3 separate regions of the Homo sapiens genome follow, and regions 2 and 3 are each linked to region 1. Evidence: chromatin loops called from intact Hi-C (ENCODE). Cell type or tissue: heart left ventricle. All regions are shown on one strand. Links, peaks and the distances in the headings refer to the core of each region. The heading gives the core; the rest is flanking DNA. Region 1 overlaps AKAP6 (A-kinase anchoring protein 6). Region 2 overlaps AKAP6 (A-kinase anchoring protein 6). Region 3 overlaps NPAS3 (neuronal PAS domain protein 3).

What was found. Peaks named below come from ENCODE experiments on the same cell type or tissue, not always from the same donor. Only the 100,000 strongest peaks of a DNase experiment are listed, where the experiment ranks them.
Region 2: it touches region 1 in a loop (2.3-fold over the local background); 16 of 110 quality-filtered maps call a loop at or near these places.
Region 3: it touches region 1 in a loop (2.3-fold over the local background); 9 of 110 quality-filtered maps call a loop at or near these places.

Annotation. Positions count from the first base shown.
Region 1 is chr14:32,695,977-32,705,786 of GRCh38, reverse strand. AKAP6 (A-kinase anchoring protein 6) reads right to left here. Exons shown (of 14, transcript NM_004274.5): 9 at 9,677-9,797. Among named protein-coding and RNA genes, the nearest start is that of NPAS3, 240 kb to the left of the region's middle. In heart left ventricle, for the core only: no CTCF peak of the experiment used is centred there; a DNase peak (open chromatin) is centred at 3,056; H3K4me3 peaks cover 491 bases; H3K27ac peaks cover 2,715 bases.
Region 2 is chr14:32,588,871-32,599,898 of GRCh38, reverse strand. It overlaps AKAP6 (A-kinase anchoring protein 6), which reads right to left. Exons shown (of 14, transcript NM_004274.5): 6 at 393-489. Among named protein-coding and RNA genes, the nearest start is that of AKAP6, 270 kb to the right of the region's middle. In heart left ventricle, for the core only: no CTCF peak of the experiment used is centred there; no DNase peak of the experiment used is centred there; H3K27ac peaks cover 265 bases.
Region 3 is chr14:32,993,290-33,004,317 of GRCh38, reverse strand. The region is part of intron 1 of NPAS3 (neuronal PAS domain protein 3); the gene reads right to left. Among named protein-coding and RNA genes, the nearest start is that of NPAS3, 60 kb to the right of the region's middle. In heart left ventricle, for the core only: CTCF peaks have their summits at 5,545 and 5,753 (motif pointing right); no DNase peak of the experiment used is centred there.

The DNA.
Region 1 (9,810 bases), core at 42-8,041:
CATGTGATGGACATGTAGTATGCATGAGAAATAAATCTTTGCAGCTTTAAGCCTCTGAGATTTGGGGCATATTTGTTATCTTGGCATACCCTAGCCTAGCCTGACTAAGGGACAAGTTCTGTGCCTTTTTAGGCTAGCTTCCTAACCTCTTTATGTTTTTGGCTCAGGGTCTATGAATTAAGGAAAATAATCAAGATCCCTGTGAGCATTAAATAAGATAATGTGAATGGGGCACTGACACAATCAAATTTATTAGTAAAATCTTACTATTTGATAAGTTTCTTTCTCCCTCTATCCTACACCCATCTCAATACCAGAAAAACACACTCACATATACATACACATAAACACACTTCTCTTTTTATCAAATGTTGAAGAAGATAACATCTGTTTTTGTTCCCTTTTCTGGATTTCTTCTCTCTACCCACTCTCTTCCCTTCCCAATGCCTTTCTATTTTAGCTAGATATTAAAATTGATATTTAATTCAATATCATTCTCCTGCGCCTTCCCCACAGAATATCTGCATTCAGTAGAGTGCATTCTTCTTTACCCCAAAGAAATGAATCTTAAGAATGGGATTAAAGGCAGTATGGTCAGTTGGTAATGCAGCTAGCTGGGTTGGAGAATTCCCTAATACTCCAAATTGATATCCCTAGGACAACCACAAATGTGCTTCTTTCCAAAGTTAGACAATGTTATGAGATACGGACATAAAGGAAGTTAATGAGTTTAATGTGAAAGCACTATGGGAAAACTTTTCCCTTGCGCCTTACCATCTATTCTGAACAGGTACCAGGACTTCTTTTGAAATAACTGAAACGTTACCTAGGTACCTTTTAGCCCCACATTCCTGCTTTAGGAATACATTCAAGAAGTTCTAATAAACTATAAAAACTAGAACGATGATAAAAGACAAATTATTTAGACCAAATAGCATATGTACCTTATACATTTCCTTGTGGTTATAATTATGATAACCAATGCCTTCCTGATGTAATTACATGGAACATTAAGCCTATCATTTATCTTTTTTATATTAATACCTCTTTGTCAATGATAATATTTGGTTTTCATCTTTAAATTTTGATACTCTTTTTTTAAACAAAATAAATAACCCCATTCATACCATAGCTGTCTGTAAAGTTTAATCATACATCATATAATTTTTTGCCAGCCTCAAACCAGATTAGCCCCAATATGAATATAACCACTAAAGATAAGTAATTTAAAAACAGGACATACTAAAAAGTAGGTGAGGGTCACTGCTATGAAGTCACTAACCTGAAACATATACATAGTTTTGAGTAGTTCAGGAGCCAAAGATGGCAGTGATCCAAAAACCTTTTCTTATCAGAAATTTAAATGTTCCTCTACTTTCTTTTCTAGAAACTAGAAAGAAATCTACAAATATCTGGGGCTAAAGCAAAAGCTATCAGCTTAACAAAAGAGGGAATACTACGCATTCCCATCTAATTAAGTAAAAGTCATTTTTCAAAAAATTAAAGGCTGAAATTTTTTGCAACTTAATCCAAAATTTTATTAGCAAACTCTAATTATTATCCTGATTGGAAGTAATAAAATCTCCCAAACAGGTCAACTAATTTAAGTGCTATCTGTAATCATTTGGATTTTAACATGATGGTTATTACTTATTACCCTGAAACCAAGCAGCACAATGAGATATTGATTACTTTTAACCTTTAGATCCAAGGATTCAAGAAAGGTCAGAGGAGGGGAATACTCTACCTCTCTTGGCTGGCAAACGGATAGCCTTCAGGAGAATTCAAATGATTCCCGTTGGCCAAGTACATCCAAGATTAGTTTATTCTCTAGGCTAACAAGAAATGATGATACTTTAAAAAATAACACTCAGCACATATTTAGTGAGCATTACATTTACATAACCAACGGCCTCAGATGTGCTTCACATCACAGCAAGTCTCAGACTGTTAACCCTTTACCAAGTTTTGTCTGTGGAAGCCTCTTTACTGAAATGAGATAGTAAATATAGGAGCATTTATTGGAATAAACTTATCTCATTGAACTCAGAGTTCTTAGTAGATTCCAAAAGGCTGAATACAATCATTGGCCACTGTTGGCCACTAGCATTTCTTTTGGTTTTCTTTTTCCGTGACAGCATTTAGAAATATTTTTCACATTTGTGCTGCTAAAAGCATGAGTTCTAGGTAGGGTCCAGCAGAATTACAGGCAAGAGAAACATAACTGTTATGTGTTAGATTAATTTGCAGAACACTTGGCATTATTATTGCCAAGTCGTCAAATTGTTCCAAGTTGTTCCGGAAGGTTGTTATTAATAGTATGTTTTCTGAGGAAAGTTCTGTCTACTTTTGGAACTGCATTTCTGTTGCCAAGGAAACTCCTTTAAGCACAGTTTTCTAGGAGCACACTGCTGCTTTTGTTTGCCAGTGTCCTATTCATATCATCTAAGTAAGCGTTTTACGTGCTCCAGCCTTCAGTCCCAAATGTTGAAGTTTTAGCCCATTTAAGTTGCTTTTTCAAACATAGCTAATGCCTGCTATGATTTCCCTCTCTCCCTTTCTCTCCCCTCACTCTCCACTCTCCATCCAAGCCCCCCTCTCCCCGCCTTCTTCCCACTCTGCCTCCAACATGCCCAACTCTTACTATTCAAGTTTTATTTTTTTAAACAGTTGCATTAGGGCAGATAGTTTTCACAAGTTTTTGATAAATTAACTTCAATTTGAATAATAATTCCATAGGTTGTAGCATTAGTCCTTCAAGTGTTAATTATCTTTTCACTCTAAAATTAATGTACTCATTTCCTACTGACTCCTGTACCCCATTTATTGAAGTGCTGAGGAAAACATGTCATTGAGTCCTGAGCCAGCCCTGTTGTGATTAAGCGTGGTCACATGGCCCATCTCTGCCAAAAGGAGGGCCCTGAGAAAAGGTGACAAAGACAGTGATTTCCTGTCAGCAAAGAGTACGACAGGGCTGTCTAGAAGTGATGCAAATGAGGGGAACTTTCCCCACGGCTCGTTTGATCCACTCTAGGCCAGAGCCAGCCAGGCCAGGGAGAGAGGGAGCAGCACAATGCCTCAGAGGCCAGCCCAGAGAGCCAACGCACCTTCCGGACAGTAGCTCACCCGCTAGAGACAAAAACTGCTGGCGGGGCTTCCCTTCCTTGCCCCTCCACACACACAGCCAACTATTTCTTGGCATCCTATTCTCTTAACATCTTTTTTTTTTTCTTTTTAAAGAAGTGATTCAAATAGGAATTACAGGCTCCAGCATGAACAGTGTTTCAAACATTGTTGAGAAACCACATTCATCTACTTTTTCTTCCCCTAAACATTTTCAGGATAAGTTTTGCCCTCTCTCAAAAAAAGAAAAAAAAAAGGAAAAAAAATATATTCAAGTATTCATAGCAAACACTGATTCATCAAAGCTCAAATTAATATGACAGTTAATCTAAGGACTTTTCAAACTTTAATAAAAATGAAACAACAAATTCATTTCTAGATAAGCAGTGGAGACAGTCTAGATCTTTCCATTCTGATCACTTTTTAAATGACTAGATAATGTTATTTGAAATATTATAATGAATTTAAGCATATTCTTCTTATCTTAATGGAGTTTTAATCTAACATACTATTAAGCTATACAATTAATCTACCAGGAAAAGAGGTAAAAAATTACCATTAAATTCTTGTGCCTGATATATCTAGAACATTTTTACCTTGACTGCTTCAATAACTGTAATTTGTTTCATTTTGAACATCAGGGTAGAGATGTAACATTCAACACTGAAATTCCAATATAAGGCCTAATTAACAGAATTTAATTTTTTGACTCGTCCTTCTATTCTGTACACCACCATGTGAATTTTTTTTTAAAAAGTTAATGAATTGTCTTCTATTTCAAGTTTAGCTACTGTGACCTGGACCATGAACCAACCTAACATTACACTTTTAGGGGCTCAAGTTTAGTCATAAGAATATCAAATCACATCGGAAATTAGTTAGATCAATTTGGTCCAGAACAAAATAAAAGAGAGCTATTCCAGAAAGCTGAAATGTGTGAATTTATGAAATACAGGAATAGTGTGATTAATCTGTTTTCTGAGATTAGTTCATATCTATGACATCATTTTGATATCAATAGTTATAAAATAGCAAGTCAACTATGTTCCATACTTCTTCTTGTACTCTATATTTCCTATTCCTCAGAATTTCTAATTCTATTCCACACGTATTTATATTTAATAATTATTATGGTTAGAAATTTATTTACCATACCATTCTAAGCCCTTGTATTTTAAAAAAATCCTAAAAGAAAATGTTTTCACATCTAAGTATCAAAACAAAATTTCTTCAAAGGAAGTATTATCTCTTTTTCTTATAGAAAGTATACATTTTGCAACTGGACACATTTCCCTCTTTGCTTTCACTACCAGGAAACTCAAAATATAACATTGGGATCATGTTTTAGTAACTGTGTAGGGCTTTGCAGTTTATATACAGGCATATTAACTCTTCTTACAGATGCAACTTCTAGTCTATGTATATTTTCTCCAGTCTGATTTGTATTTATGTTTTTAAAATATTTATATTATTTTCATGTTGATTCTTATAAATAACCCCAAATTCATAGCAGGGTAAAAATGTAATTGATCTGTTTAGTAGCCATTGTATTATATAAATGAATGGTCCTTTTCCTTTTACACAGAGGACATGTTTGGACTTATATGAATGAAGCCATATGAGTAACTAACCTACAAAATTAAGTACAAAATCTTTAGTATAAATTCTCTGAAAGTACAAAGATCTCAGTTGAATTGGATACTTATTTAGTAGTATTTTTAAGCTGGAAGAGTTATTTTTAACCCTTTATAAATCATGTACAAATCATGTTGCTTAACAACGGGGTATGTTCTGAGAAATGTATATCCCTGCTATAATCTCTCCCTTTCTCCCCACCTCACTTTCTGGTCTCCATTCAAGCAGTGTTTCATGATTTTGTCACTGTGTGAACATCCTAGAGTGTACTTAGATAAACCTAGATGATAGAGTAGATGGTAGAGACTATTACACATCTTGGCTATACGGTAGAGCCTATTGCTCCTAGGCTACAAACCTGTACAGCATGTTACTATACTGAATACTGTAGGCAACCGTAACACAATGGTAAGTATTTGTGTACATAAATATAGAAAAGGTATAGTAAAAATATAGTATTATAATCTTATGGGATAACCATTGCATATGTAGTCCTTCAAAGGCCAAAAATCTTGTTATGCAGCCCATGACTATAATCTAATATTTTATTGATGAGGAGCAGGTAAGCTATCGTTCAAGGAACAAATATATAAGTGGGGTGTTTCAGTGAGCTTCATACTATCTGAAAACTCTTGTTTAATTATAACAATAATCACCAGGCTGCAACTTCTGAATTTGGCCCTTGAAATTAACCCTTGGAGTCTGGAATTCCAGACCAACTTCGGATCACTAGGAGATCTGTCATCTGTGCTCTGTAGGTAGCAGCGAACTGGCAGTCCTTTGTGCATAGGTAAGGAGCCTCTGATAGGGCACACCCTCACCATACTACAATGTCAGCTGTACCTGCTGGGGAGGACAGTGCAGCAGCAACAGCAGCAGTCTGAGCTATAACTCTCTAAACGTTGAAATGCTTCTAGGTCACTCAGTCTATAACACTTAGAGAATGGGGGAGGAGGTGTCATGAGCTTCCCCAAGCCCAAGAATAATGCCACCTTTGATCTGTAGAAATGAAAAAATGGAGCTTTTCCTTCACAAGTGGGTTTTAAATATTTCTCCATTAATAGTTAATGCACATGCAGACCAGCAGAGTGACAGCTCCCTGTGATTATGAATTCTGGCGTCGTAACTCTAGTCCAAATAGGAGCTGAACTTTCAAAATCATAGTGGTTACTTTTGACAAATTAAATTGTCCTACTTAGGAAGAGAGGAGGAATGACGAGAAAGAAAGTGAGAGAGTGGGTGCAAATTCTCCTTCGAGGTAATTCTCAGGTTGAGGAAGAAAAAATGAGAAAAGACTACATTTGTGTTTTCTAGGCTGACGATATTGCCAATGTTCATTAGAAAATAGATATAGAAGGCTCCTATTCAGAGGTAGAGCAAGACAGATAAGGGGGAAGGGAAGTCATTGGCAGTATAACTCACTGTCTCAAAACAAAGAAGAAAGTACATTTAAGGGAATGGTTAGTTTTTAATAGGAATTAGGTTGCTCTTGAGACTGCAGTTTAAAATTAACTCAAAAAATGATCTTAAATTTCTAACAATATAAAAATAACAAGAAATAGTTCAAATAGAAAGTCCACTTTATAGCCCATTGCAGTATTAATTAAGGTTTCTGAATGATGTTAAGTTGTACTAATGTAGTCTTTGCCCATTAAATCCAATTATTTGTCTTTATAAATTCCTTGTGTATTTTGCTGGCTTTGGATTAGCCTAAATATCACAATAGATGCTGTACTCAGGATATCTGCTGAGTGGATAGTCTAGGGTTTCTGTATTTCATACAATCTGTAGTTTCATGTTTAGGAGGTAAGGCTAGCTGATTTTCTAGTGCAAATCAGGATATAAAAATATATAGGTAAAGTCAGGAAGGTAATGCCTAATGTTGAAAAAGCTAAATAAGCTTCACTCTCACTGACTAGCATCTTATTAGATTTTATCTAACCTGACATTTCTAAACACATACCTTGGGGATCAACCTAGGACTTCATAAGTGCATGAGTCAGGGTTTGGGCATAAATACTCCAGGAAAGGGGTTGAGTGATGAAATACAGAGAGACACCCAGGGAGAGAAGAACAAAGGTTTTAAATGCTCTAATAGAAGGAATAAAGATTCGGTCCTGCTCTACAGTTTCCTAGGATTTTTGCCATCACTCAGCTGAAGATCTCCCTTAGAAGTTTCACCTCATCCTTTTCGTTAATACTAGGGATGATGAGCTTCATTTTCATCCTTGATTTTTAAACTCACAACTGTTGGTTCAATATCAGCTATATAAAGTGTTTGTTCAATAACGTTTACAGTACAAGTTTAAGGCATTTTCCTTGTTGTTATATAAGTATTTTAAGAAACAAAGATGGTATAGATATGTTGAGATGGACTGGGAAATGCTGTAAAATGGGTTGGGAGGTCTCGTTGAGTTGTCACAATGAGTGGGGAACATGAAGAGTAAATGTTCTGTAGTGTAAAAGACAGGCCCACAAACTAAAAAAAAATTGTTTCGCCCTAAATGTCAATGGTGCCCTTAATAAAAAAGGTTAATAAAGCACTGGTATCTTTTGGGGTCAACAAATACAAAGATTAGAGATAAATAAGGTAGTCTCAAATTGTATTTAAAACCTGGCAAGGCCTGGGCACCAATTGAAAAGCTTTACTCCTTCAGGGGTCTCTATGATCAACAGACCATAAATACCCCTTTCTCAAGGCATCAGTTCAGTTGATTCCTGGAAAAGCAGATTAGAACAGAGGAATAGGATATTGAAAATGTTGACTTAACCTGGAAATCCCTGAGGATTCTTGAGAAGACATGAAATTAATTCTTCTCATCAATTTTTCTAATTTAGGAGCCACCTGAAGTTCTACATGACTCCTCAGTCAATATCCTCAGGGTTATTCTGGAGGCTTCCAAGCCTCTGGAATAATTTGGGAGTGCACATAAAGAAAGACCCTACAGACTAGCAGCATTTTCTACTGGTTTCTAACTCAATCTTTAATTTTGCTTATAAGCCAAATGTAAAGTTAGTGCTGGTCTAATGAGCAGAGCTATGTTAAGCACCTAAAAGCAGAAGAATGGTGACAGGACGTGAGTCACAAATGAAAAATCACAGTACAGAAAATGTTTGGAAAAATACTATAACCCAGAAGTTCTGAGTGGGTGGAATAATGGCCTTCAATATGCCAGAATGGGAATTTTCAGGCAAAGCACTTATAAGGAAACTGCAAGAAAAAAGAAGACTGCATTTTTGTTCAATGATTTCCTATTAATTGTGATGTAAATTATATGAATGTGATTTTGACAAAGAATAGCACTGTTTCTGAAAAAATAGTGGCTTATGTGCAAAATAAAAAATGCATCAAGAAGAAAAGAAATATTATTTGGCATCATGAGTGCAATAAAGTCCGAGATAATGGCTTATGGTTAGGTAACCTTTTATATTTTTCCCATTTGGCTCAATTCTTAATACTTAAGTCTTAGGGATAAAATATTTTTCTATCACTAAATTAATAGAGATTTATATGCACGTTTTCATATGTAATTCCTGATCCTGATGTGAAATGTGAAGTCATCTAGTTTTTGTTAAATTAGGTTGAGACTGTTACTGTAACAATATGTTATGCCAGAAGATATATTAGATAGCTGTGTTGTTAATGTGGACAGCTACCCATACAGGAAACAGCTAACAGTCAACAAACTCAATTAAGGTTGGACTGCATTCTTTAGAGAATAAAATGTCCCCATTTGCTGGGTCCCTGGGGAGCTTATATCTTCTCTTAACTGAGATGATTCCTAGGGGACACTAATTAAAGTCAACCAGACCCTTGAAAAGTACAAATATCTCTCTTTAGAGGAGGTAAAAGTTAAAATCATTTATTAAAGAACGGTAATTTAAAATGATACCATTGAAGAAGAAAGAAGGCAACTTTTATTTGACCTTGAATGTACTTCTTATTCTATAAGAAATTTTTAAAAACTAGAAGGTAGTTGTTTCTTGTCATTATACTGTTGCTGATTCTGTGGTTAGTTATTAATTTTATTTTTTATGATTCACAATCTGCTCTTTGAAATATGCCATATGCTCAAAGCAATTCAAGGATGACAACTGTCAGAATTACTCCAATAAAAATTGCCTAAATGAGGAAGATTTACTGCAGTCTGATATTTCAGTGGAAAGTCCCTCTTCCCTCCCCCTGACAGCTTTTGCAGGCACTGTGAATCCTGCAACCATTTTTTTTTTTTTTAGGCAAAATCACATGATTGCTTTATAAGAACTGCTAAGACTATTTAAGTAGAATTGGTAAAATACAGTAGGTTAAGGGTGAATTAGCAAACATGGAAAACAATATAGATAGTTATTAGATGGATTGCCTACAATCAATACATGAGTTTCAAGCCAGTTTTCTTAAATCACATGGAAATGTATTGACTTAATATGACAACGTCTGCTCTATGTATCACTAATAAACATTAAATTGGATGAGGCCTGTACTTTGGCAGCAGCAAGCCAAACCAAAGGCAAATTTCTTTTTTCCCTGGGAAGATCTGAGGGGTAGATAGAATCCACCTGAGTGCTCCAATCGTACCACGTTTTGTTAAACATTACTAGTCCATTTATCCTTCATTTTGTTTCAGTCTATTTATGAATGCAGTTTCATTTATTGCTATTCATCTTGAAGATAAATCTTTGTCCTTCTATAGAATTACAGCAAATAGAATGTGATAAAGGGAACTTTCTTGCAATTATGATGTCGGTGCAGCCTGTCAGCACACAAGGGATGGAAATGAGTTTGGGGACAGGGAAGGGAATTCTAATAGACACCATGATACATACAATGAACGAAAAGATATCCTGAGAGAGAGAGAGAGACTTGTCAGGCTAATCAGATCTTCCACAGCAAGGTAAAGGCAGGAAGGGTAGCTCTAACCTTGTAAAGATGCTGCTGCTGCTCCTCTGACATCATCAGGTCGTGGCTGTCCATCACAAGGGACTCCATGTCAATCAGCCAATCCCAGAGCTCCTGATATTCTGAATCAAAGTCCAGAAGCCTGAAGATAAGGC
Region 2 (11,028 bases), core at 1,795-9,794, 110 kb after region 1:
TTATATCTGTAATGATATCTATAAGTACCCTAATGCGTATGCATTATAACTATATATACAGTTCTCATTCATTGTCTTAATGTTATTTCCAGAGCACCTACATCAAAAAGCATGTCAATGTGAAGTTTTCAAGAATGTAATTTCAATTGAAACTCAGGCAAACGGCAGCCCAAAATAAAATGAACAGACCATTTGGAGGCAGTATTTCATCTTATAAGTATCACAGCATTGTATGCAGTATATGAAACATTTATAAATCTTGAAGGTCAATCTGATAATGTAAATATTAATAATACATAAGGAAGTGAATATATGCAGTAATTTACAGCAATGCTTCTTCATTCTTAATAGTCTGGAGACGTAAAGACTTGCAATATTTCAGGAGGATTTACCTGCTTTGTGAGATGCAATAAGCTCAAGAAGTTGGTGTCCTTCCTCCTCCACAGCTTCCTTGAGAGCACAATGACTGTCTACATTCAACTTAAAACTCTGCAAGGAAAAATATGAACATTAAACCCTGGCAAGGCAGTTACACATAAAACATCCATATAAAATTACTTGCTACTTTTTATCAAGAACCACACAGCCCAATTTACCCAATAGACAAACTAATTTGCAATACTAAAAGCTATTGATATTTGGGATCTGGGCTCAAAATGTTTCCATTAGATTAGCTGAGTGCATCTGTTTGGAAACAGCTGACAAATCTAGAAATTCATTAGGTTTTTATGAAAAGTCACATCCCGTAGGCTATATCAAGAGTAGCAGTGTTCTATAAAATATACTGAATTTCTGCTAGCACATATGAGCTCTTTTCTTCATTTTTTAGAAATGTTAGTGATAGCACTATTTATGAAACCATAAAAAATTGGCAGCATAAAATATATTAGCCTTATGTGCACATATATAAATCCATTAATATAGTAGGGTTTGATTCAGTTCTGTTTCTCAGATATCACACAACAAAGAACACAGTTGGAGATTCAGGTGTTGCACTGAGGAGTTAAATGTCTTTCAGATCTTTGCTTTTTAAAAGTTTATTCCCTATAATATGACACTGCCTTGTAAACAAATACATCAAGCACAATCCGGCATTTTTCACTCATGATAGTTATCCAAAAGACAAAAACTGCTGTCATAGTTGAAATCTAACTCAGAGCCATTTCTTTCAGGGTGCCTTCCCTAATGCTTTATGTGGAATTAATTACTCCCCCCTCTCCGCTCCTTATATCTGCTTCTATTGTAAAATTTATCTTACTATATGCTGCTTTATTTCTATCCTTGGCTACCAAATTATAAGTAATTTGAAAAATTGCCAGTTTTACATTTATCTCCAATTCATGTCACATACAAGTTGTTCAATAGATGTTTGCAGGAATTGTGGATATCCATTGAACAATAACACTCTGAAGGGGAAGGTTTCCATTTAAATATTTCAAGAAACATAGATGGCTTTCCAAAGATTTTTCCATCTCTGTGATTACTGGAGAGTAATCACAGTAACCAATCTATTGAACCAATGGTTAATTTGGGGGGTGAAAATTCATTTCTTGACTAATTGGAGCAAGCATGGATTTTGAAATACTGTGTGGCCAAATTCTGGCATCTCCATGATAAGTCTCCAAAATATATATGTTTGCTCTCACTAAACATTTATTGAGAAGGTCTGCACTGCACTGTACTTGGTATTAAGAATATTTGATAGAAGTTTGAAACGATACAGTTCCAGGTAAAATATAATTTTGCGTTAAAGAAGTAAATCAATCATAAATTGTGAAATCATGTATTCATTCATTCATCCACTTAGAAACTATGTACTGTGCCCATTCTATACACTGTGCTGGGCAATAGAGATTTAGGGAATATAAAGCACGGCCTCTGGCCCCAAAGGGCAACTGAACATGTTACTAGAGAATGAAGTGTAGCCTGAGTCATCCTGGGTGGTCAGTGGTGAGTCTGAACTCTCCTTTTCTTAGCAGAGAAAATGGATCTTTTTAAAGTTCAGAATACTGAAACAATGATCAAAAGAACCTAGAAATGAAGGAGATAGAGATATGCAGATCAAGCCTTGAAGTATAAAGATAAGAATTATAAGTTATTATAATTGTAAGTCATTATTAAAAGATGAGTCCAGAATGATGAATCATTTCATCTGACTAGAGGCATAAGATACAATAAAGTTTCAGCAGCCAATATAACAGAAAGTGACAATATCAGGTTTCCCCAAGGCTGTTCACTATTTCTTGTACTGTCCTCTTTTAGCCACAGGTATCTGGTTGAATAAAATAAAATATGGCAATGTATGGGAAGCCTCATACTTCTGATCAATCCAAACTATATATTACCTATGAAAAATTAAATGTTTGTTATTTTATAGTCAAAACGTGCCTGCACTTACTTTTTGCCACTGCCACGGACATCCTCAACTCTGAAGCAATGCCATGCAGAATGAGATACATGTGTGTTTTAGGGAGCAGGGACAGGGTAAAGAGAACACTTAAGATCACCCAAGAGCACCAATATTTAGGAAGAAACTTATTGTAGAAATTTTCTCATAACTGTAAATTTAGCCTAGGGCTCTCTTTGATTCACTGTTTACTTACAATAGACCTGTTTTGAATAGTTGGCAATCATGAGCTTCCAAAGAGGTGCATGATGTCTATGTCTCAGAGCAAATGGGAATCTAAGGAACCGTAAGTAGGTTGAATAATTTGATATAATTGAAGCCAAGAGTATAGAATAGATGCAGCTGGAACTGGCTCTGCTTCAAGATGACATGGAAGCATTTGATTAGGAAATTGGAAAAGATGAGGTATTCATTATTAGGAAAAAGATAATCTGATAAGCTCGATGCTGTAGAAAAGAACCATTTAACATAACTATTACCCAAATGGTACAATATTGCTTGATTTTCAGGTGCACCCATTAACCATTAATAATATCAACTAAGGAATTCACAATGAGCCTCTGAGAAGGCAGACGAGCAGACACATTAACAAAATTGTCAATGAAATTTCTGGCTGCTAAAGGATTCTATAATAAGCTCTCGCCATTTTGTCCCCACCTTTTCCCAAGGGAAGGAAGCTTGGATGAAAGGGTTTTATTTTTTTGTTGCTGTTCTTTCCTTAAACTTGATACTTGAACACATTTCCATTATTCAGCAATGCCCTATGGTGTACAGTCCCTCTGCAATATCCATAGCACTCCCTGAAAATGCAGAGCATTCTCTGAAGAACAAATTTATGGCAAGAATATTGCCATAGGCACGTACCATGGTCCTATGGCACTGATTATATGAAATTCCATAAATATGAGTAATCTGGTTCCTGGATGACACCAGGTCTTTTTTAGCATCTTTAAAGCAGCACGTAGATGAATGACTAGAAAAGGATAACTAAGGAAATGGAAAAACATGATGACTGAAACAAGCACAGGATTATCAAAGATTCACCAATGGGCATTTCTATTACTATAACCTCTAGCATCACCAGCTTGCATATATCTGGATGTACTACTTATTGGCAGGACCAAACTTTGAGAATTCCCACTGATTGTACTTTGGTCATGATCAGATTTGCAAAGCAGATAAAATAATATGTCTAATCCTTTCCACTCATATTTCTGAATAGCCCAGTTGGATAGTCATGTGGACATAAAACCAAGGAAATATACGCCTTGATGGAAACAGATATCCTGGTACAAGAAAAAGTGGGAAAGATCATAAGCACATTCAAAAGCTTAAATGTCCAGAGTGGTTCAATCTTAGTAGTATCAAATCACGAACACAGACTTTCGATCACCTGATGGAAATACTGTTAGTTTTGCCAGGTGCACTGAGTTCCATTAGTCTTGTGATGTTCATGAACAAGCAGAAAAGCCAAAAAGAGAGTCTTTTCTGGTCTAATTTTTGTTTTTTTATAAGACATAAATTCATATAATAAATATTTATTGAGTAGTCTTTGTCAAGCCTATAGATATGAAAGTTAACAATACACAATCCTTATCCTCAAACAGCTTATATTCTATTGTGTAAAGGAGATAAGAAAACAAGTAGCTTTATAAGACCCAGCGTAGAATAAATGTGTGATTAGGGTTTAGTGTATAACACAGAGTGGTCGGGCCTTAAGCAAACTAAACAGTGATATGCCTTGCCCAATGGGATTCAAGTTTTTTTAAAAAATTTTATATAGGAATTATGCTGACCAAGCAAAAACAAGGCTAAATTAGCTGGGTGTGGTGGCATGCACATATAGTTCTGGCTACTCGGGAAGCTGAGGCGGGAAGACTGCTTGAGCCCAGGAGTTCAAGGTTACAGTGAGCTATGATCATACCACTGCACTCCAGCCTGGGCAATAGAGCAAGACTGTGTCTCTAACATAAAATAAAATACAAACAAGATGGAAGTTTATATTCTGTATAATAGCTGGATAGGGTTTGTGGGAGCCCATGCTGGGATCCAGGTTCAGCAGAGCCTAGCAGGGAGCTTGTGGAGAAAGAACTGATTTGTACACGGGCCTGAAGATAATCCTACATTATAGCATGAAGCAGGGAGCCACAAGCAGCTCAGTGTGGCTGGGGCAGGGTGCAAGCAGGAGAGACAGCAGCTATGGCTACACAGGACTTGACCCCAAGAACCATGAAAGAGTCATGGAAGAATATGCCAGTGACATGGGAGAGTGGCTGGTGCAAATCTGTGATCTAGAAATCTTTCTAGCTGTTGCATATAGTGTTGATTTTTAAAGGGCAGACTGGAGACAAGGAAGCCATTTAGGAAGCTGCTGTGGTAATACAGGCCAGATGTTTCTGCGTGCTCATATTTTTTTTAATTAAAAAAGGTATGCTTTTCCTTCTAAGTGAATAGAAGAAAAAATGGAGAAAATCTTCTGTCTTTTTAAGTTTTTCTCAGTGCGTGAGAGAAGCATGTGCCAGAATTTAGTTCTTTGGCTGTTCTGATGATAAATACCAGAGGTTATTAGTCAGGAGTCTCCAAATGTGAAAGACATATTGAACTGATGAACTTTTACTCCCACTGTCATTTTAAAGAGATGGTATATATGCTGATGAATAAGACACTTGACGACACTTTTTCTTCACACAAAAGATTTTTACTACCCTAAGAAAATGAAAACTTGCCTTTTTACAAGGGCAGGAGGAAGAATGTGTGTTCAGTCAGAAAAGCCAAGCCTTGAAAAGTCACCTGCTATCTGCCTCAGGCCATCTCTGCCCAGGCTCCACTCTGAGCTGTGCCCAGAACCACTCTCCATTCTCAGAGGGGCTCCTGGGGGAGAAGAAAGCCATGATCCTCTGTGTAGTTTCTCTTCTCCTCTCCACAATGCCATCCAAAGAGGATGGGCAGAGGTACCAGTCCTCAAAATATATCTTTAAAATGCCATATATACCAAGAATCGGAAGATTTCTATGAGTAAGCATTTAAGAACCTCCTGAAAACTTGATCAGACATTAGATAGCCATCAAAATGAAGACTAAACAATCATATGGAAAATACATAGAACATGCCACAAAAAATGAAGATTCCAAATTGTATCTATGATAAAATTACATATATGTAAGTAAATAGTCTTAGTACTTAGAAAAAGACTGCAAAAAATACAACAAAATGTTAATATAATTTGTACAGGGTTGAACTTGGAGTTACCATGGTCTGATCTTATGGAACAAGTTCTGGGTGCTTTAGTTTTCTGAAATATAAAATGGAAATCATACTATCTAACTTGCAGGCAGCTGTAAGAATTAGAGATAATGAATGTAAAGCATTAAAACACGGAGAATTGGAGATAATAAATATAAAGCGTTAAAGCAGTGCCAGGCAATGAGTGAGGCTAAAAAAATCATTACGAATTTTAAAATTCATTTTCTCTATTTTCCAAATAGTCTACGTAATAGATGGTACTTTGTGACATTTTCAGGTGATAAGGGTTCTTTATTGTTGAGGTTCTCTGAATTCCTCAAGGGCAGATACCAGGTTTCCTTTGCTGTGTGCTTCTACCCAGCACAGGCCTTCCCACAGAGGACCCCCCAAAACATAAATGCTGCTGTATGAGACATGGGGAAGAGCAAGCCCAGACTGATAATCCAATGATTGGGTATTCCTTTTGCCTCAAGTGTGTGCCCTGGGATGAGTCATTTAACCCACCGTGGCTTCTATTTCCTTATTTATCATCCAGGCATTTGGACTCAATATTTTCCAGCCCTTGAACACTTTGGTTTTATCTTCTCTAAGCCAGGCAGTTAAGCATAGGCAGCTTGGGAGAATTTTGATTTATTTTAAATCAGAGCATTTTCAAAAGGGGAAGAATCCCAAAGGCTATCTAACCACTCATCTACCCAAGGGCAGCTCTGTCTCTCAACCATCCCAGGCAGATGTGTCCCTTCTATTTTTAACCACCTCAAGGGAAGTCTCTTCTAATGTCTCATCCTGAGTCTGCAACATTTCTTGTAAGGAATTTAAGAGCTCTGTGAAGAGCAGTGTAAGCTTCCCACTGCTTCACATTCTTTTGCCAAGTCATCCCTCCAGTGCATGGGTTGGAAATCAGAAGCACTGTGAGAATATTCCAACAAGACCCACACATCCAATCAATCAACAAACCCTGACCATTTATTTCCCCTTCTTCATCTCTCCTTATTGACTGACACTGCCTTAGATTCAGGCTTTCATCATCATCCCTTGCCAGGTCAACTCGAATCACAACCCTCCTCAAAACTAGACTTATTTCTTATTTGTTGCATGTCTATGAAGGTGCAGGTAGTGTCTTAAGCTTGAAGGATATGGCTATAAACAAGATAGACATGGTCCCTGCCCTCACAGAGCTCACAGCTGTGTGTGTGTGTGTGTGTGTGTGTGTGTGTGTGTGTGTGTGTGTGTGTGTTGGGGTGGGGGTAGGGGACACTGTGTAAACAAGGAATTGCAGTCAGCTGTGTCAAGAGAGTTATGACATGCTGTAGAATGGGGCTGTTGACAAGCAAGGGCTCTGGAGCAGGACAGCCTGTGTTCAAATCCTGGCTCCTCCATCACTCACTGTGTAGCTTTGGCCAACCTCTGTGTACTCAGTTTCTTCATCTATAGATGACGGGAAATGTTAATACCTACTTCATGGGGTTTATTGTGAGGATGAAATGCCTTGATACATGCAGAATGGAGCCTGGCATACTGCAATAATGCAAGTGGCTTTATTATACAAAATGACCTTCCTACAAAACAGCTCTGACATTAAGACTCTCCAATGGCTTGCCAGGGTAGAGAATAAGACCCAGGCCCTGAGCATGACCTACAGGGCCCTCTGAGATGCCAGCTAATGCAACTTCACAGGCTACATATCTGCCTTGAAATGTACCTGGATTGCTTAAAGTTTCCAGCTCACACCAGCTGTCTTGCTCCGATTCTACTCTGGCTGGCACTTCTGCCTGGCAAGCTCTTCCCCTTGAAAAGCCCTGGGCATCCTTTAAGATTAATCTCAGGTGTGACCTTCTCTAGCAAGCTCTCCCTAACCATCTTCCACCTAACTGGTTTCCCCACCCTTGGCACCCATAGTACTTGTACAGAGCTCAAACCTTCACATACTACGTTGTGTTAAAATTATTGATGTGTCTGCTTCGCATAGATGAGTTCCTTGAGAGTAGAACTCTTTATTTTACTCATTTTTGTATCCTCAGTGTCTAGGACAGTGCCTGGCACACAGCACATAACTAGCAAATGTTCAGGGAAATGAATGCATGGAGATTTGTACAAAAAACCTCCCATGTAACTTTTAAACAGCTTGTGGCATTTTGGGAGACACTGATACAATCACTCTTCACTTGGAAGTAGTTGATAAATGTCCCCAAATTTTACTCAGTGAACACCATGTAAATGAGCTGTCATGTTCCTTCACTTACAAAATTACTTGCCAATTACAGTTAGATGATCCCAGCGTAATTGCCATGTAAACTGTACCCTGGCTGAGATAGCCCAAATCATCAATTAACTTTGCCCTCTCATCATGTGGTACTTACCACATAATTAAATAAATGGTCAGCCGCTACCACAATTGTCTATTTCCCCAACAAAATGAAGTGGCTACATTTGTCATTGATTTATCAGTTATGACAATCTGTAACACACCTCTAGGTATAAAAGCAGAAGCTTTAAAAAATAAAAGAACTCTGTACTCTTGAGAAAGATGTTCCAAGTTTTTGATCAAAAAGATAAGCATTATAAAACCTTTGTTTTCCTTTTGAAAAAAAAAAAAAAAAGAGAAGACACTGAGATATGAAGACAAAAAAATCCTCCTTCTTCCTGAGGAGACTTTCTTCCTGAAACCTCAGACAATAAAAACATTTCCAAGAATTTGAAAGTGAATTTAGCTCTTCAAACAAGTTACACAAGTTACAATTTATTTCAAACAAACAGTTGCTTTTTTTTTTTTTTTTGGTGCAAAGTAGATGCATCTTACTGAAGCTGACATTCTTTTCTGATAGACTGGCTAATATGTTATGCAAGAATTAGATAGAAGGGAGAGATCCTGAATGTTGACGGTGGCTCCAAGTGACAGAATTTTCATTTGCTTCTCTGGATGCCATCTCCACACCTGACACAGGTAATCACATTCACTTCCCAGCATGGCCACATTAGGCCAAATGGATTCCCAAACAGAGGTTCTGTCTAAAGGGACCATTTGACTTCCAGAGGCCCTGATTGAAAAGGAGGTCAGTGCTGGCCCAAATATTTCTCTACCCCCTGAGGTGGAATAATTGATGTGCAGCAGCCCCTACAGATGTGGATTCACAAGAGTGATAGATTGATATAAGTATATTATTCACACGTACAGCTGCTAATATACAGGTCCCAGTGCAAACACCAGGACTTAAGAATATTATGTGGATTTAGGACAATCCCTGAAGGACTCCAGTTCCATTAAAAATTTGTTTGGCAGCCTGGGGCAGATCTATTCCAACTCCCACATGTTTCATGCATTTGAGAGGGGGAACCAAACCACTTTAAAAATAAATTTAATAAATTTTGTAATGTCAAGTTATTAACATCCTGTCTAGTCATACCGTCTTCATATTTTAAAACAGTAACATTTACCTCTGAAATTAAAAAACATTCAAATATCGGAGTTAACATTTTATCTGAGAAGACATTCCTGGTGTTTTTTGTCAAAGGCGATAAATTGCATCCTGAAAACAGAAGAAAATATTCCTATTTTTCCCTCTAGAGATGTTTTTCTTGTCACAGATATACCAAACAATACCTAGAAAGCCCTGTGACAAGTCCATTTTGATTTGTAAATGGTAGAGGAAATAACTTGTAGACATGCTCAGTTATCGTTTGATGATTTATAACATTTGTTAGAATCTGTTGCCCACAGTGATTCTAACACTGCTTTTATAAATGTTCATTCATTCATTTAGCAGATTTTGTTTGTTTGTTTAGTTTTGTTTTGTTTTGTTTTGTTTCTGAGACAGAGTCTTGCCCAGCCACTCAGGCTGGTGTGCAGTTGTGCAATCTTGGCTCACTGCAACCACTGTGAGCCACTGTGCCCGGCCTTAGCAGATATTTTTAATACCTATCATGCATGTGCAAGGCTAGGAGTTGGGGGAGACACCAAAGAGACAAAAGCCATCCCTCAAGTAGGTGACAGCATCAAGAGAACAGCTGAGGGGAGGGTGGGCAGGGAGAATCTCAACTTGTCTAAGAACACCCAAGCTTCTCACACCAAATGTTCTTGGGTCTCTAAGGAAGATTCCCCCAAATGATAAAAGCATGCTCATCCTCACATAAAACATGTTTATTTCACCTTCACAACAACCCTATAGATATAGAATAGGCATTTTTCTGGCTAATGTAAAGATCTAGAATTTTAACTTAATATTATTTATATCAGGTGAATTATTTCAAGATTCCAAAATTCCACATAATGCAATAGAGAAGTAGGGTAAGCTCATGAATCTACACATGGAGAGAGATTGTAGGTGACCACACCCCAGCTCATGTGAGTCTCTCATCCATGCACAGTGTCCTTCAGCCTGTGCATGGAGCCTCATAGTGTGAGGCTTGTCTGTAAACTTTTTCTTCAATGCTTTGTATAATACTGCCCTAAATAGGAAGTGCTTAATAAATGCAGTGTTTCCCCGGCATTCTAATTAAAAACAATCATTATTTCCTAAAGAGAAAAATAAAGTAATAAATTAGTAAAATATCTGGGCACTAACAATTTTCAAAACAATAACTACTGGGTATTATGGCCCAAGAGTCCTTAAACTGAGACAGGCAAAAAGTACATTCCCAGGTGCTTTAAACAGTGCAGGAATCCTATTTAACTGAAAAGGGAAGCTAACACTATTTGTCTTCTAGATGCACAAAATTAGAGTTACATGAGTAAAGGAATGTAGTCCAAGACTTTCATATGTCCAAACTGAGCCTCCTACGCTACCATTCCCACATACCAACCTCAAAATGCCTGTATGCTATAAATTTCTGAAAGACCCTTCCATCCCTGTGCCACCAAAGGAAGAAACTCAAGGCCAGGATTTGAGTGGTATTCCAAGTCCACCAAAGAGAAGTAATGTTGCCACTTCCCACTAAACTCTCTGCGACTACCCTTAAACTGGTGGGAATCAAGGGGGACAAGCAAATGGGACTTCAAAGCCCGTGTAAGGCCACCAGCCTGCTCATCAAGGCTGAGGGAGGTGGGGGCAGTCCAGTGAAACTCTCATAGCTCATGCTTTTGAAGTTTGATCCACTGCTCCCATTAGCTGAGCAGCACAGCCAAATGACAGCTGCTGGTCTTGTGAAGCTTAACTTGCTGGGGCCTTGGCTGCCTATGGAGATGCTGGGAGAGATGGGCACCAGGAAGTGGGAAAAAGAAAACCCTGTCATCTCTTAACTTCAAGCAATGAAAAACGGAGCAGAGGTAGAGACAGGAAGGCAAGCAAGAGAAAAACAGCTGAAAGTATTTGGGGAAATTTTCCTGTATGGCTAAAAACTCTGTAAGAAGTATATTGGTTTTTCTTATGAGACAAACGAAA
Region 3 (11,028 bases), core at 1,576-9,575, 300 kb before region 1:
ACCATATATCCTAGTGTGTAGCAGGCTATATCATCTAGGTTTGTGTAAATGTACTCTATGACGTTTGCACAATGACAAAGGAGCCTAATGATGTATTTCTTAAAATGTATCCCCGTGATTAAGCAACACACACTGTACTAAAAATTATTATTAGAGTTGTTGCATAGCTAATATTTGAGTGTTTTCTACATGTCTGTTCTAAATGCTTCACACTATTAATAATTCATTTAATCTTTACACACCCCTAATAATGATTGCATAACTCCCATTTTACAGATTAGAAAACTGTGGTTAACTAATTTGCCCTAAGTCACATGTTAATAGGTGCTATGACCAGGATTCAAATCAGTGTAATGAGACTCCAGACCGTACCCACTCAACCACTTTACTACAATACCTTTCTTATGTCAAACTCTTCTGAAATTCCAGGGTAAGTGTGGTCTTAAAACCAGTTTTGATGCTCAACTTTAAAAGACTAGAATATCAAACTGCCTTAACCCGAAGTAAGTCCAGGAAATCACACACACTATTCTTGAATTTCTCCCTTGAAAATTAAAATTAAAATGTAAGGGACAATGCTTTGTATTTTCCCCTATTCCTATGAATCACATAATAATCTTAAATCATTCAACTGTTGCAAAGCTTCCACTGTGAAAATCTTACTTGGATTTCTTCTAAACCAAAATAACCTTCCAAAATATTCAGGGAAGATAACTCATGATGGTGTTATAGTCCTTTCTGAATGCTTCATTTAGACACCTACCAGAGATCCCTTCATGGACACAGAAAAAAATCTTAAACTGTCTCTATTTGATTGTGCTTGCCTAGCGCATTAAGTCCAATCCACCATGTCGCACCTCAGTAACTCAACACAGACTAGAAAATTCTTACAGTCAGCTTTCCCAAGGGATTTGTTAAGTTTCACATGCATTTAGTTGTGCAGTTGGCCTGCTTAAATTGATAAACTTGTAGCTAAATTCTTTCTGCAGCAGTGGGTCGTTGGGCTTATTTTTTTTTTTATCAACAAGAGAATAAATACTGCAAAAGAAGCTGTTACTATGTGTTAGTGTTAACCATTAGTTTTTAGCATAATTGAGCTTCCATTCCATTATCTCAGTAACTGATAAGTATTTATTTTTTGGATGCAGTTAAAGGGTGAAAGGGATTAAAAAGGGCTAACACTGAAATATAATTATAGCAAGAAAGGTAAGGAAATGTTTGTCCTCAATTCTGCGAAAAAAAAAAAAGAAACAAAAATTACGAATGAAATCATCATTTGTATTAAAACTCTCAAGTTGCTATGATGCTTGCCTATACAGGGAGACTCTCAATGATCTGCCCCATGAAGATGCTCTAGCCTAACTCACACAATAATATACAGAGAGTGTGAATGACTTGCCCAAGGTCACAAACCCCAACAACAACAAAGTTGGGATTAGATCACTGGTCTCCTAACTCTGCAATCAGAGCTCTTACAAACATACCAACCTCCCAATGTCTGTAGTACATCTGCATCTGAAATCCTGTTTCATCCTAAACCTGAACATCTATTAAATCAACACATTACAGTCATTCAAATCATCATTCATTCCCAATTTGCTACCATCAATACTACATTTATCAGAATTTGTGGAAGCCACCTATTTCTTTGTCTCCAGGTATCAGTAAGTCCTATCATTTACTTCTATATCCTACGTTTCACAACTCAAAAGCCTATCAGAAATCTCTGGCCTCAGACTTCCACCTTCTCTAATTCTGTAGGGCACAGGGCCACTTCGCTGTCTGAAAAAAGCAGGCTCCTTGCTTTGACTCCATCTCTAACATGTATTTGTCTATTTGCAACTTGACAGGATCCTACAAACAACCATAAGAATTCCCTTCCCTGAATAATTTTTTATTCCTGTTCTCAAAAGCCATCAATGGCTCCCAATTGCCTCTTGAATCAAATGAAAACACCTATCCAAATCTCTACACCTAAGTGTCTTCATCTCCATCCAATACATTTATTCAGCAAGTATTTGTTGAGTAATCATTGTGTGCCTAGTTACATGCTAGGCTCTGTGGGAAATTATGAGATATATGACATAGTCCCTGCTCTTATGGATCTTAACTATCGACATGAAGAAACAAAACATGCACACAAACATTTTTATAGCAGAACGAGGCTAGATAAGTCTAAGCACCCAGAGAAGTGAATGAAACACACAAGTGAAGTATTACTGGGAGACAATGTGTTTGTGTGTGAGGTTTCATGAGTTATACATGACATGAGCTGAGACTTGCTCCAGAAATGTACAAAATAATACATTCTCCAGGGTCAGAATTAGCATCCTTTGAATTCAGAGACTGCTGTGACCAGTCTGCCTGGAGTAGAGCCTTCCTGTGATTAGCTGTCAGAAATGAGGGTAGGAAGGAGGTGAGGCTAGGGAACAGTGATTCTTTAGGTACAGGCTGAGGAATCTGGAATTCATTCTCACACAAAAGGGAGGAAAAGAGATTACTAAATGAGAATGGAGCAAGAAGAAAATGATTATTTATGTAGCAGCAATATTCGGGGTGGAGTTCTAGGTAGGGACTTACTATACCAATGCCATCATTAGGAGATAAGGTCACTATCAAGAGTGTGTGCAGATGGAAGAAGAAAAGAAAGAACAGGCTGAAGAGGCATCCTGAAGGAACACTGCTAACCATAACTGCAAGGTACGTGCTAAGGTAATACAAGAATGAAGAGACTGTTGATAAAAAATAATGAATAATGAAGCTAGGAAAGGAGAGAGTGGTGAGTGTGAGGTGACGGCAGGGCACGTAAGCTCCATAGGAAAATTGGAGACTCAAATCACCTAAATTTCAGGTGAAAAAGAAGGACGTGCTCTAGATTCATAAGATACTAGCAAAAAAGTGAAGGCAAGAGATGATGTGTCCCCCAAAGCCCATGCCTTTTTCCTCAGAGGCACCCACCTACATTACCTTTCCCAGGCTCTTGCATGGAGGTGGGGACACAAGACTGAGTTCTGGTCAGTAGAATGTGGGTAGAGTTACTTCCAAGCTGGCCCCATATATACCTCCCACAGATTATCCTCCATTTTCTGTCCATTTCACCAGCTGAATGAAAGAGGTTCTTAGAACCTACAGGAAGACTCCTAGAACCTAGAATGTAGCTATTACAAACCTGCATCCCTGAATAACTGCGTAGAATGGAGACACACACACACAAAGATTCCCATTGGATCCGATGTAAAAAAGTAACCTTTGATTTTATTAAGTCACCGATACTTGGCACTGATTGTTACAGCAGTTAGCCTACTCTAGTATAGCTGCTTTTCCAAAAGAAACGTATGTCCTAAAAATACTCAGCTTTTCCAGCTAACGTTATTGTCATCTACAATAGCCTGCCTGCTCCCTCTGTATTTTCATTTCATTCTTACTTCCTAAAATGATTTCCCCCACACTAATCCTTGTCCTTCCTGGCCTTAATATTTTTGCATAAGTTTTACATCCTGTATTAAAACAGTTTCTGACTTACCCCAGCTGACAATAGTCCTTGCAATAATTTTCCCAACTCCATAGCACTTGTGCAAATATCTCTATCCATCTGTAACTGGTTATGACTATGTTTTTATGTTTATTTTATCTGTTATCATGTATCTCCATTTATATTTGTTCCATTAGATTATAAACTCAATATGAACAAAGATTGTGTTTCCTATTTCCTTTGTAATTTCCTACATGCCTCATATATTGCCCTACGCTGTCAGTGCTTCATAAACCCAACTAATTGAAGTTCAAACTTCTACTCATATACTTGCACCAGATACATAACAACTCACAAAATCTGTGTCTATAACATAAATACATGCAGAGTCTTGCAGTGGCACCCTGGTTTATCCAGCACATCAGGGAGTGAGCTGACCCACAGAGTTAATTTTGGCCATCAAATATAATGCAGTATGGAGAAACACAGTGGCTAAACAACCTGCCACACTTAGTCGGCATTTGAGCCTGAAATACTTTCTAGTAAATCACATTTTGGCAATAGTCATTAAAACAGGTCTCTACTAGACTTGGTAGCAAGCAAGTTCAAACTGATCAAAATTAGTTTACACTTATGTGACCTGGGCAACAACTGGCAAAATAAAAATAAAAATAAAAATAAAACATTTTATTTAAGAGGCTGTTGACACTCTCCAGGCACCATTAAATCCTGTTGCCAGCAACTCCTTCTTAGAAACTCAACTCCATATGGCATGGTGCTACCATTCTCTATTCCCCCAGCAGAGTGAAGGGTTCTCTCCTTTGTGTACTAGGTCATTTTGTATAAATGTCAATTGTAGCATTATCATACTATGTGGCAATTGTGAGCCTTTCTGTCCACTTCATCACAACTCACCACAAATACCTTGGAGACAAGGACTGAATCTTTTTCCTTTTCATATCTCCAGAGTCTATGCAACACTTGTACATCCTAAGTTATAATATTCAGGATATTTTTTATTACAAGCAACAGAAACCCAAGTTAAACAATCTTAAGGGGGAAAAAAACATGTAAGAGTAAGTATAACTGGGTCTAAGAAAATACATCACTAACAGATTTTTCCCCGGGCTATATATAATTTTTGGAGCATCTTTACTAAAGGTAAGAAGCTTATGTTGAAATTATTTTCCTCCAAAATATTAAAGGAAATAATTAGAAAAATATACATGTAATTACTAAAAATAAAAACACTTCAGTGGGGGAATACAGACTGGGTAATCATTTAGAAAATGCAACTGTGTTAGACAAGGAATATAACTTTTATTTTTTTTTTTTGAGATAGAATCTCATACTGTCACCCAGGCTGGAGTGCAGTGGTGTGATCTCTGCTCACTGCAAGCTCTGCCTCCCGGGTTCACACCATTCTCCTGCCTCAGCCTCCCGAGTAGCTGGGACTACAGGCACCTGCCACCACGCCTAGCCAATTTTTTGTATTTTTAGTAGAGATGGGGTTTCACCGTGTTAGCCAGGATGGTCTCAATCTCCTGACCTTGTGATCTGCCCACCTTGGCCTCCCAAAGGGCTGGGATTACAGGCATGAGCCACCGCACCCGGCCGGAATATAACATTTATAATAATACCCATCTAATTCCTCACAGTACTCCTACTGTAAATCAAGATATAGAAAAGAAGTTCAACTGAATTTTTTTACCACAATCAACAGCTGAAATTAAAGAAGCAAAAATTGCTATTCAAAAAACTAAATGACTGTTTAAAAGCAAATTTTGAGTACCCACTATGTTCCCTGGCATGTACTGGGCATGAGGAATAGAAACATGAATATGATGTGGTTCCAGCCCTGATGAAGCACACAGTGTGATGATGGGAAGAGGCAGGGCCACCACAACCCTCAGCACAGTGCGAAGGGGCTTTGAGGAGGCCTCCAGAGCAAGGGTGAGCAACGGGAGGAGGCCAAGAAAGAATGCTACTGCCTGGGGAGGGGCAAGGCAGGGGCATGCACTTCATAGAGGAGCCAGCACTACTGTTCTTCACCAAGAAAGAAGACAGGAAGAAGAACATCAGCCCAAGTAGAGAAGGATTAAACAACAACAATAACAAAGTGTTTTGGCAACAGCAACTATTCCCCTATGGGTGAGAGGAAACTACAGGGGAAGGAAAAGCAGGACAGGAAATGGGAAATTAGGTTGCAGGTGGATTGTGAAGGTCTCCTATAGGAAGCTGGGGAAACTGGAGCCTCATTCTGTACACAAGGGGGAGCCAGTGAAAGTTTGTTGAATTGTTTTAATTGAAGTGAAATTCACATGATACAACATTAATCATTTTAAAGTGAACAATTCAGTGGCATTTACTGAAAGAGATGTGAAACCACTACCTCTATCTAATTCCAAAATAGTTTCATCACCCCAAAAAAAAACCCCATACCCATTAAGCACTTGCTCCCATTTCCTGCTTCTCCCATCACCTGGTAACCACCAATATGTGTTCTGTCTGTATAGATTTACCTATTCTGAATATTTCATATAAATGAAATCATAGCATATGTGACCTTTTGTTTCTGGCTTCTTTCACTTAGCGTGGTTTCGAGGTTCATCCACACTGGTACATGTATCAGTACTTCATACCTTTTTATTGCTGAATAATATTCCAGTGTACATTTATAACACAATTTCTTTTTCTAATCATCTGTTGATGAGCATTTGGGCTGTTTTTGCCTTGTGGCTATTGTAAACAGTGCTGCTATGAACATGCATGAGCATGTTCTTATTTGAGTACCCATTTTCAAATATTTCGGGTATATACCAAGAAGTGGAATTTCTGGGTACGAAGGTAATTCTATGTTTAACTTTTTGACAAACCACAGAACTGTTTTCCATAGTGGCTGAACTACTTTACATTTTGAACTAGTTTGCTTTCATGCTGCTGATAAAGACATACGCGAGACTAGGGAATTTACAAAGGAAAGAGGTTTAATGGAGAACTCACAGTTCCACGTGGCCAGGGAAGCCTCACAATCATGGTGGAAGGCAAGGAGGAGCAAGTCACATCTTTTTTTTTTTTTTTTTTTAGTAGAGACGGGGTTTCACCGTGTTAGCCAGGATGGTCTCCATCTCCTGACCTCGTGATCCACCCAACTCGGCCTCCCAAAGTGCTGGGATTACAGGCGTGAGCCACTGCGCCCAGCCGCCAGTCACATCTTACATGGATGGCAGCAGGAAAAGAGAGAGCTTGTGCAGAGAAACTCCCGTTTTTAAAACCATCAGATCTCATGAGACCCATTCACTATCCCAAGAACAGCACAGGAAAGACCCACCCCCATTATTCAATCACCTCTAACAATACGTGGGAATTGTGGGACTTGCAACATGAGACTTGGGTGAGGGACACAGGACGAAACCATATCATTTCACCCCGGTCCCTCCCAAATCTCCTATCTTCACATTTCAAAACCAATCATGCCTTCCCAATAGTCCCCCAAAGTCTCAACTCATTTCAGCATTAACTCAAAAGTCCACAGTCCAAAGTCTCATCTGAGACAAGGCAAGCCCATTCCACCTACAAGCCTGTAAAATCAAAAGCAAGTTAGTTACTTCCTAGAAACAATGGAGGTACAGGCACTAGGTAAATACAGCTATTCCAAATGGGAGAAATTGGCCAAAACAAAGGGGCTACAGGCCCCATGCACGTCTGAAATCCAGCAGGGCAGTCAAATCTAACAGCTCCAAAATGATCTCCTTTGACTCCATGTCTCACATCCAGGTCATGCTAATGCATGAGGTGGGTTCCCATGGTCTTGGGCAACTCCACCCCTGTTGCTTTGCAGGGTACAGCCTCCCTCCTAGCTGCTTTCATGGGCTGGCATTGAGTGTCTGTGGCTTTTCCCGATACACGGTGCAAGCTGTTGGTGGATCTACCATTCCGGCGTCTGGAGGATGGTGGCCCTCTCCTCAAAGCTCCATTAGGCAGTGCCCTAGTATCAACTCTGTGTGGGAGCCCCGACCCCACATTTCCCATACCCACTGCCCTAGCAGAGGTTCTCCATGAGAACTCTGCCCCTGCAGCAAACTTCTGCCTGGACTTCAAGGCATTTCCATATATCCTCTGAAATCTAGATGGAGATTCCCAAACCTCAATTCTTGACTTCTGTGGACTGGCAGGCTCAACACCACATGCAAGCTGCCAAGGCTTGAGGCTTGCACCCTCTGAAGCCATGGCCTGAGCTCTACACTGGCCCCTTTCAGCCACTGTGGGAGTGGCTGGGATACAGGGCACCACATCCCAAGGCTGCACACAGCACAGGGACCCGGGGCCCGGCTCACAAAACCAGTTTTTCCTCCTAGGCCTCTGGGCCTGTGATGGGATGGGCTGCTGTGAAGGGTTCTGACATGCCCTAGATACATTTTCCCCATTGTCTTGGGATTAACATTTTGTTCCTCGTTATTTATGCAAATTTCTGCAGCCAGCTTGAATTTCTCCTCAGAAAATGGGATTTTCTCTTCTATCACATTATCCAGTTGCAAATTTTCTGAACTTTTATACTCTTTTTTCCTTATAAAACTGAATGCATTTAAAAGCACCCAAGTCACCTATTGAATGCTTTCTGCTTAGAAATTTCTTCTGCTAGATACCCTAAATCATCTCCTTCAAGTTCAAATTACAAACCTCTAGGGCAGGGGCAAAATGCCACCAGTCTCTTTGCTAAAACATAACAAGAGTCACCTTTGCTCCAGTTCCCAAAAAGTTCCTCATCTCCATTTGAGACCACCTCAGCCTGGACCTTAATTGTACATATTGCTATCAGGCTTTTGATCAAAGCCATTTAACAAGTCTCTAGGAAGTTCCAAACTTTCCCACATTTTCCTGTCTTCTTCTGAGCCCTCCAAATTGTTCTGCCTGTTACCCAGCTCCAAAGTCACTTCCACAATTTCAGGTATCTTTTCAGCAACACCCCACTCTACTGGTACCAATTTACTGTATTAGTCCATTTTCACACTGCTGATAAAGATATACCCGACTGGACAATTTACAAAGGAAAGAGGTTTAATGGAGAACTCACAGTTCCACATGGCTGGAGAAGCCTCACAATCATGATAGAAGGCAAGGAGGAGCAAGTCACATCTTACATGGATGGCAGCAGGAAAAGAGAAAGCCTGTACAGAGAAACTCCCACTTTTAAAACCATCAGATCCTGTGAGACTCATTTGCTATCACAAGAACAGCATGGCAAAGACCTGCCCCCATGTTTAAATCATCTCCCACAATACATGGGAATTGTGAGACTTACAAGATGAGATTTGGGTGGGGACACAGAACCAAACCATATCACATTTCCACCAGTGGAAGCTTTTAAAGAGGCCATCCCATGGAATGAACAAGGCAGTTAAGAAGCTGTTCTGGTTATCTGGAAGAAAGATGAGAGGGCCTCAGCCAGGACTACCATGGTGGGAATCAGAGAAGTAGGCACAATGATGGGGCAAATAGGAGGCAGAAATACCATGTAAGGAAGAGCCAAACACGATTCCCAGGCTTCTGGCTTAAGTAACTGGATGGATGGTTTGACCATTAACTAGGTTACAGAACAAGAAGGATAAATCCCTACTGAAGGGAGGGAGTTGGATGGGCTGATTTGGAAGAGCTGAATTATCCACTAAAGATGTCCAATGGGTCATCAAGAATTCTGGTCAACGGATGAGGGTTTGAGCCCATATTCCTTTTTCTGTGCTGAGCTGCCCAGCTTCAGTTTCCTACTAAAACAGTCCTCTTTCTTTCCTGTCTTCTTTATAACATTTCCCGAGAGCCACTTGTTTCTTTAGTGAAATAACAATTGCTCCAAAGACAGAATCTTGATTCAAGGAACTCAAAGTGCTTAAATATTTAAAATAGAAATACTAGAATGGGCTGGGTGCAGTGGCTCATGCCTGTAATCCCAGCACTTTGGAAGGCCAAGGCGGGTGGATCACCTGAGGTCAGGAGTTCGAGACCAGCCTGGCCAACATGGCGAAATCCCATCTCTACTGAAAATACAAAAATTAGCTGAGTATGGTGGCACATGCCTGTAATCCCAGCTACTTGGGAGGCCAAGGCAGGAGAATTGCTTGAACCTGGGAGGTGGAGGTTACAGTGAGCTGAGATCATGCCACTGCACTACAGCCTAAGCAATGGAGTGAGACTCTGTCTCAAAAAAAAAAAAACAAAAACAAACAAACAAACAAAAAACTAGAATGGCGAGCCTATCCAATTTTTTTTTTTAATTTAAGTTCCCAGTAGCAAGCAGTTATCTTGCAACCTGCATCAAAGATTAGCTTCTCTTTACATAAAATCATTTTTATTCATTTAAATTAACATCCATCATGAAAAAAAAATTTGGGGCTCTAATCTAAAATTTACAAAAGTTCAGTATGTTATTTTCATTTTGATATATTATTTCTGTCTTTTGCTGAAATGACAGAAGTATAAGTAGTATTCACTTGTCATAATTTTTGTTAACAGGATATTAATTTAATATACAGGAAGTCAGTTGGCAAGTATTCACTGTAACAGAACAGTGAAGTACCATAGAATGCCCAAACCATTTACATTTTGTTCTCAATAGTGTACATTAAGCACACTTGCACATTTAAAGTATTCATGGAATTTATAATATAGTATTTCAAACAAAGTAACAAATAACTTCCTATCACAGTCCATCATCTATACCCCCTTCCTCCAGCTCCCCCAGAAAACACCAGCTGCTCTATCACCTTTTAACCTACAAAACTCAAAGGATGATATCTCTGCATATTTATTGGTTCCCTTTCCCTGGGGCAGAAGGTAATTAATTTGACTTAAAAATCCTCCTCTTCAAATTCCTTCCAGGCTAGATAAGCTAAGATCCTGTTTATGTAAACAAAAGTGCTTTATTAAACTGAGCATGTGAGAGTGCCAAAAAGACCTGGAAAGATTTTCATGCTACCATTTTATTGATCAAAATTTGACTATATCTACAGAACCATGAAGATATATCGGTCTTTTAAAAGGTAACAATATCTTATTTTTTTTCCATTTTCTTAAACTAACTTCACCTTCATTCAAAATTAAAATCAATTTCCATAAAAATTCATTGGAAAGAATGCTTAATTTACTGTGGGAAATAAAAACCATAATCTGTCAGTAAAGCCCAGCACTTCTGCCTGACAAATGGAAAACAACCCTTAGTTATTTGAATATAAAAATACAAAATGGTTAATATTAATAAATGAATCTTTTGCCATATATGACACTGTCATCAAATTCAGTGGTCATTTCTAGGTCTAAAATCTTCTTTTCACTTTGCGCATTTGCTTATAATTTTCTCCTCAATTTCTCACCACCTTAGATCTTCTGTCCCTACACAAAGGAAGGAATTTGATTGTATTTGATTATATTTCCCTCTCGAATGTCTCACCTCTTAGGATTTCCTGCCCCTGCTTTCAACTGCCTCCTTAAAAGTTTATTTCATATTTCCTTCCTGGAGTCTCCTGTTCTTCCTACTCCCAAACCTCTAAAAGTGGTCAGTCCCA